Regions from separate parts of the Mus musculus genome. Here region 1 is linked to region 2. The links are chromatin contacts, found by Hi-C or POLR2A ChIA-PET in ENCODE. All regions are on one chromosome and are shown on one strand. The core of a region is the stretch at or near the end of the contact, and the rest is flanking DNA. Distances in the headings are between cores, read along the strand shown.

The links. Hi-C counts contacts between places; a loop is a spot of excess contacts on that map. ChIA-PET counts read pairs that join two places held with the same protein, here RNA polymerase II (POLR2A).
Region 1: a loop to region 2 is called in a map of heart, with 2.7 times the contacts of the local background. The contact joins the enhancer-like site here to the promoter of Synpo2 in region 2. A Hi-C loop is called at or near these places in 2 of 37 maps with a recorded cell type or tissue (both heart). POLR2A ChIA-PET finds 5 or more read pairs at or near these places in 1 of 5 experiments (Patski).

Annotation. Positions count from the first base shown.
Region 1 is chr3:123,189,248-123,192,536 of GRCm38, reverse strand. The region is part of intron 1 of Synpo2 (synaptopodin 2); the gene reads left to right. Among named protein-coding and RNA genes, the nearest start is that of Synpo2, 45 kb to the left of the region's middle. Within about 2 kb of position 1,961, at least 1 of the 3 ENCODE cell types and tissues checked has a DNase peak (open chromatin) inside an H3K27ac peak, as active enhancers do; it is heart, where a contact is called at or near this core.
Region 2 is chr3:123,234,813-123,237,734 of GRCm38, reverse strand. It overlaps Synpo2 (synaptopodin 2), which reads left to right and starts at 1,586. Exons shown (of 5, transcript NM_080451.2): 1 at 1,586-1,832. The coding sequence starts at 1,728.

The DNA.
Region 1 (3,289 bases), core at 712-3,211, 46 kb after region 2:
GAGTTCTTGTGCTCATTCGGAGGTGAGCAGGAGAGATGCAGTCTTAGCAGAGCAAACAGAAAGACTTTCTCTGTAGCATGGCTTGTTTGTAGACATGTGGGTGTAAAACAAAGCTGGGACTTGAGGATGCTGTGGTTTGGGTACCAGTGTCCTCTGAAGGCTTGAGTGTTAACAGCTAGCTCCCCGGCATGATGCTCTTGGGAGGTGATGGAACTTTGGAGAGGTGACACATACTGGGAGTTTTTAGGTGACCACAACGAGGTTGTATAGTGTCAGAAAGTTGTTGTTAACTGTAGAAGTGACCTTTAAGGAGACATTGGGTCCTGGCCACTTCCTTTCTGTCCTTCTTGCTTTCTGGTGGATAATTTGCTGGGTCACGAAATTCAATGTGCTTTGCTTACCTTCACTGGATTCTTTAAAACTATGGATCACAATAAACATTTTTCTTTAAAAGTTGCTATTTCAGTCACAGTCTCGGAAAGCTGACTAACTAACATGGGAGGTGAGCTGGAGAGGGACCCAGGAGGATGAGGGGGGTTCCCTGGGCAGCAGCCTACCTAGAGTTCTTGTGGTCTCTGGTTGAGCAGGGGATGTTTATGGAGTTGAAGGGCTGGAACACAGCAACAAAGAGGGGAGAGGGAGACTGGGGATAGGATGTGCAGGCACCCAGAGATTGAGGGATGTCTGCTGGTGGGTGGCCTATCTGGCCTTCTAGAGGCCACTATGGCTTGTGGTCTGGCAGGGGACCTCTACCAGAGTTGGGACCTGGGATATGGTGATAAGAAGGGGAGGGACAGTTGGAGGTAAGGTGGGTGGTGTGAGCATTGTGAGTGGGTGATACACTTCCTCCAACAAAGTCATATCTACCTCAACAAGGACATACCTCCTAATAGGACCACTCCCTAATGACCAAGCATTCAAATCTACAAACCTGAGAGGGCCATTCCTATGCCAACCACAACAGGAAGAAATGACCTTTCATGTTTGGTCAGTGTCTGGGTTTACCGAAAAAAAAAACTGCTGCAGTCACAGAACACAGAGAGCTTGCAGTGAGCAAAGGAGAGAAGCATGTGGGAGCTAAGCTATGAGTAGTTGGCTCTTCAGATTTTCTAGCAGTTAAAGCAAAGTTTAAAAGAGGTGCATCATCAAATGATACAATAAAACACAGGCTCCCTGAGAGGCTGTCATAAAATATAAAAGCTATAAATTATGATTTACACAGTCCAGGAGTCTTTGCCTTAGCAGAGGCAGGAGACTGCCAATACCTTACAGTACATGGACAGCTCCGCTCGTCCGGAACATTTATCCGCAGGCAGCCACCATGCCTCTGCCCACTGTGGAGCTTACTTTACAATCTCAACCCTGAAACATCATCAGGTTACCCCTTTAGCTCCTGATTTGTCTTATTTGGATTTCTGAGGGGCACCAGGGGGGAGCCAAGACTGTCTTCCCTCTAGTCTCTTTCTGGAACTTTCCTTTTCTCAGGAAATTAATCCCCTCAGTCTGATTGATAGCATACTGTTGTTGGTACAGCATGCACCACCTCCTCTGGATGTCAGAAAGTGTTGGGCAGAGAAACAAGATGAAGTTCCTGCTACCCTTGTGTGTTCCTTAATAGAGCTTGCTCAACACCAAGCTATTCAGAGTGATGGACACAGTGTATTAGGGCTACTTTTAGTGATGCTCTAGAGCTTATGTTTTCTAAGGATATGGTTTTATCTGTATTGAAAAGGTTCAACCGTGCATATATTTGGGAAAGGAAGGTGTTCATGTCCGACAGATGAACGTGATGATGACGACTTACTATATAGATCGAATTCTTTTTAGCTTTAGCTTTGCTATTGACTTGGGGTGGGGGCTTTTAGGTGTTCTTCCAACTGCACTGACCTAGAAATATGAAGGTCCACTATCTCCACCCTTCTAATGTGCTATGGTAACCTTGAGCTTATCCAGGGAAGAAGAGGAGGAGGCTTGTCTTGCCAAGCGTCCAGGATCTGTAGAGGCCGGTGTGCTCCCATGACAGCAGGTTGGCTAGGCAACCTGGAGTGCGCTTGCAAACAAGCCTGGATGTTCTTGCCTGGTTGGCTGCCATTCCCTAAGAAGGCAAGTAGGTACGATAAATTGGACAGTAATGGCTGATGTGCTAACCTTTGAGAAGTGTTGGTATTTTACGGCCAGGGGTTTGTTTGGACAGGACTACTTATCTCCTGAAGGGATTTGTGCACTAATTAGTCAGAGGCAAACTTAAAAAAATATTAGGAACCATTATCTGTGATCACACTTAGGAAATAAGAGGCCTTCCACTAAAGTCAAAAGCATTGATCTTTGAGAAAGCTTGCCAACATGCATTAAATTTTGTGTGGGAAGAAGTACATTTTAAATAGGCCCCACTAAACTAAACCAAATCAAAACAAAACAAGAAACCCTTCAAGCAAGAAACAAACAGATGGCCAAGACCTTATTAGGCTGCTACTTTAATCCTTGAAACCCCACACCAGCTCCAGTGGCAGATGCTGCTTACACCGTTTCTTGAGAAAAAAAATGAGACACTTCATAGCAAGCCAGACCCACACAGATATAAAATATGCATTTTAACCCTCTTTTCTTTGTTTCTTTTAAATTAAGTGTCTGCTGATGGAGATTAAACTATTTATTAGAATACACTTACACACTAGGGTCTTACACCTAATTATCTCAAGATACTGTGAGGCAATGTCTGTGTTACATATTTACATTCATATATAACTATTATGGTAAATCCTAAACAAATACAGATAGATAAAAAGGAGTTTCAGAAACTGGCTTGTAGCTGACCTTCTTACCTTATATACCCATCATATTAGAGCCTTACAATGTTACAGTAAGTACATTTTTTCTGATATAAATGTTTTATTTTTCTGTGTTTTTTTTTAGTTGCTATTGATGTGCACGAGTGTGTGTGTGTGTGTGTGTGTGTATGTGTCTGTGTGTGTGTACACATACAAGTACAACTTTCTGAGTCCATTTAATGTTGGTCATATGTATATTTTTTAGGGCAGACCACTGTGTATTGAATAATCAGTTAGGGGCTAATCCCTATGGAAGACTAATTTCCCTCTCACAGCAGCTGTTAATTTCCTGTAGCTCTCCAACTAAAGGTGGAATTTTGTAAGATTTACCCAATCCGTGTTGGCATGCCAACTGTCGTCCTATTTCAGTCTCGTGTAGGGGATCTTATTTTTTGTATCAGTGATGTGTTCATGTCCAGTCTCTTTTTTTTCGGTTCCATTTCTTAGTTTCCTTGCTTGTA
Region 2 (2,922 bases), core at 337-2,836:
AGCATGGCCCATGCCCCTCAGATGCTGAAGCAGATATGAAGCAGAAAGTTTTGGCCAGAGCCAGAAGTGGACATGGCCCTTTAAGGCCCACCCTTGGTGACCCACCTGTGCTAGGTTAGACACAGTCACAATGATTCCACAGTCTCCAAAAGTGGTGCCACCAGACCAAGTGTTCAAACACAAGACATTTGAGCTGTAACCCCTCTAGCACTGTGAAATGTGTTTGCTGCAAAAGTCCAGCAGTCTGTGATCTTTGCCTGGTGTTAGCAGCCCCAGCAGTGAGGCATGCCCAAGTGCTCCAAGACTGAGAAAGGCAGCAACTCTGAGCTCTGCGCACCAACAGTTGTCGCTGGTGTGCATGTCCCCTGTTCTGTGATCCTCCTGAGGGAATGTAGACAGCCAGGAGCAGCAGTGCCTCCACATACCACCTTCAGCCTCAGAACAGAGAGGTTTTTTTTAGTAAACAGAGTGGAAAATGCCTCAGAGGGAGGGCTGAGGACATCCTCTCTCACTGCTGGTTCTGCTGCCCCGCCCCTCCCACTGGAACGCCAGAGCTCTGTCAGCACCTGCTCAGATGGCATTTCGATAATGTGCCTTGGGAAGGCATAAATATTCCAGGCCCACCAGGCCTTAGTGGGTCAGTAGGTAACGAGGAATCCTCTGACAGAAATCTTGTAGCACATGTCACGGTGACTGCACAAATGTTTAGGCATCACGTTGATTATCTTTGTATGGGGGGAAGAGGGGCTGGAGCTTGGGCAGCTGAAGGCGGTTAGGAGAGGGAGAGCCAGTTTTCCTCAGGGGCTGTGACACTGAGGCTACCACTAGATTATCCTTCACCCACATAGATTGGTGACACCAAGAGGACTCCGTCGTCTAACAAATGAGCACATGAAACTGGAAGGGAGTTGTAGCAGTGGGAAGAGGGGAAGGATGGGGTGGAAAGGGGCCAGGACATGGATTGGATCTAAACACATGGTATGCATGCATTCTCAGACAATACCAGCAAAATCGAAAACATCTTAAACCTTGCGATAGAAAGTTATTAGGAGATAGTTTACTGTGGAAGGCCCTCCTTCTCCTCCTCTAAACATATGTTAGTTCAGAAAAGCACAATTTCAGAAAACATTTTCAAAAATGCTCTTGTTTTATTCCCCCCACCCCTTAAAGGGTTGCTTTCTTCGGGCAGCAGGTAGAACAGCAACGAAACTTGTTTTATCTTTTCTTTCTCATTCATCAATGTGGCAAACATAGAAGTGTTTCTTTGAGAAAGTCTAACTCTCTAGTAATGAGAGAGCTTACGTTTTAGCTGCTTACTTGTGGAGGTTAAAACTCCCACAGCCCGGCTACTATTTATAGAATAATTAAATCTCGGTTCTATTCAGGTGCTGGCACGGAATCTGCTAAAGCAAGAGCAATGTTGTCCTCCCCGCTCTCCATTGGCCCCATTCTGTCCCAAACAGGGATTTTTCTTTTAGTGCGAGGCTCTGTCCTTTTAGCTGAAAAGTGGGCCGAGCAAAGAGCGTGACGCAAGAGAGGGCGGTACAGGTGCTGGGAGGGCGGTGGGGAGGCTCGGCCTCCGCGCACTTTCCCCGCAGCCGGCAGCGGGGCAGCCTTGCGTCCTGCACCCTCTGCACCACCAGCCCAGCTTAAGACGCGTCCTCTCCTGCACCGCGGCTTCCCCTGGCTTTCTCAAGCTCTTGATGCTGCCCAACTGAAAGGAGAAGATGGGCACCGGAGATTTCATCTGCATTTCCATGACTGGAGGGGCGCCCTGGGGGTTCAGACTGCAAGGAGGCAAGGAGGAGCAGCAGCCTTTGCAAGTTGCAAAGGTAGGAGGACCGAGAGAGGCTGTTGGATGCGGGGAAGGTGGGGAGGGGGATGAAAACAACCTGTTGATGGTCTTTCAGGTCATTTGCTTGTCTTCTGCGCTGTTGGTAAACTTATCGAGAATGTGGCTTTAAAAAAAAATTTTTGTGGGAAAATGTATACCATATGTCATATAATTAGCTATCAATCAACGGAGGGAATGCTAATCCTATCATGTGAAATACAGGCTGGTTAATTATCATCTGACAGCCAGCAACCTTAAGCTGCTTCCATAGCATTCTCTCCTTCATGTGTTGCTGGACTCTCCACAGAGGAGACAGGCCTCAGCTCCCCGTAACCACTGGGCATGGACATTTGGTGGGCTCTAACAAATAATTGGTAGTGACATTTATTGTGCAACAGGCGTAAAAGGACCAGTTTGGGGCAATAATCTTTAAGGTATAAAGAACTGTCATGAGATCTGTTTAAGAGACTAGCCTTTTAAGGATTTAAAGAACTGTATATTCCATTGACTATACTCATGTGGCTAAGAGCTCAAGATAGTCATAGATACTTTATTATTTTTTAAAAAATTTATTTTATTAAAATATAATTACATTATTTCCCTCCACTCTTTTTCCTTCCTCCAACTCTGCCTATGTACCCTCCTTCCCCAATTTCTGGATTCTTCTTTAATGTTTAAATATGTAAGTATGTATTTATGTATGTATGTATGGGTACATATATATGTATATATATATGCATAAACTATATAAGTACAGCCTGCTGAGTCTCGTCAGTGTATTCACAGATTCTTTACAATGCATTAATTACAGCTTTCTGGTGCACCTAATAGCTATTTAATACGTTGTTTATCTTTGTCACATTAGATTGATTTTCAGTTTAGCATAATACCCATAATCTCATTTAGATTCGAACTGGCATTCAGCTAAAATGAAGTTAGAAAGCAAGAAAGTAAAAAACTTTTCATCAAATGTTAACATGGAACTGTAGAATTCTGTGCCAGTATTGGAAGGCATCAAAGGTTACTTTCTTGTTGCATAGCTATAGCTAAAATGAATCTAGGCCTCTATGAAGCCCATGGGTCACCGC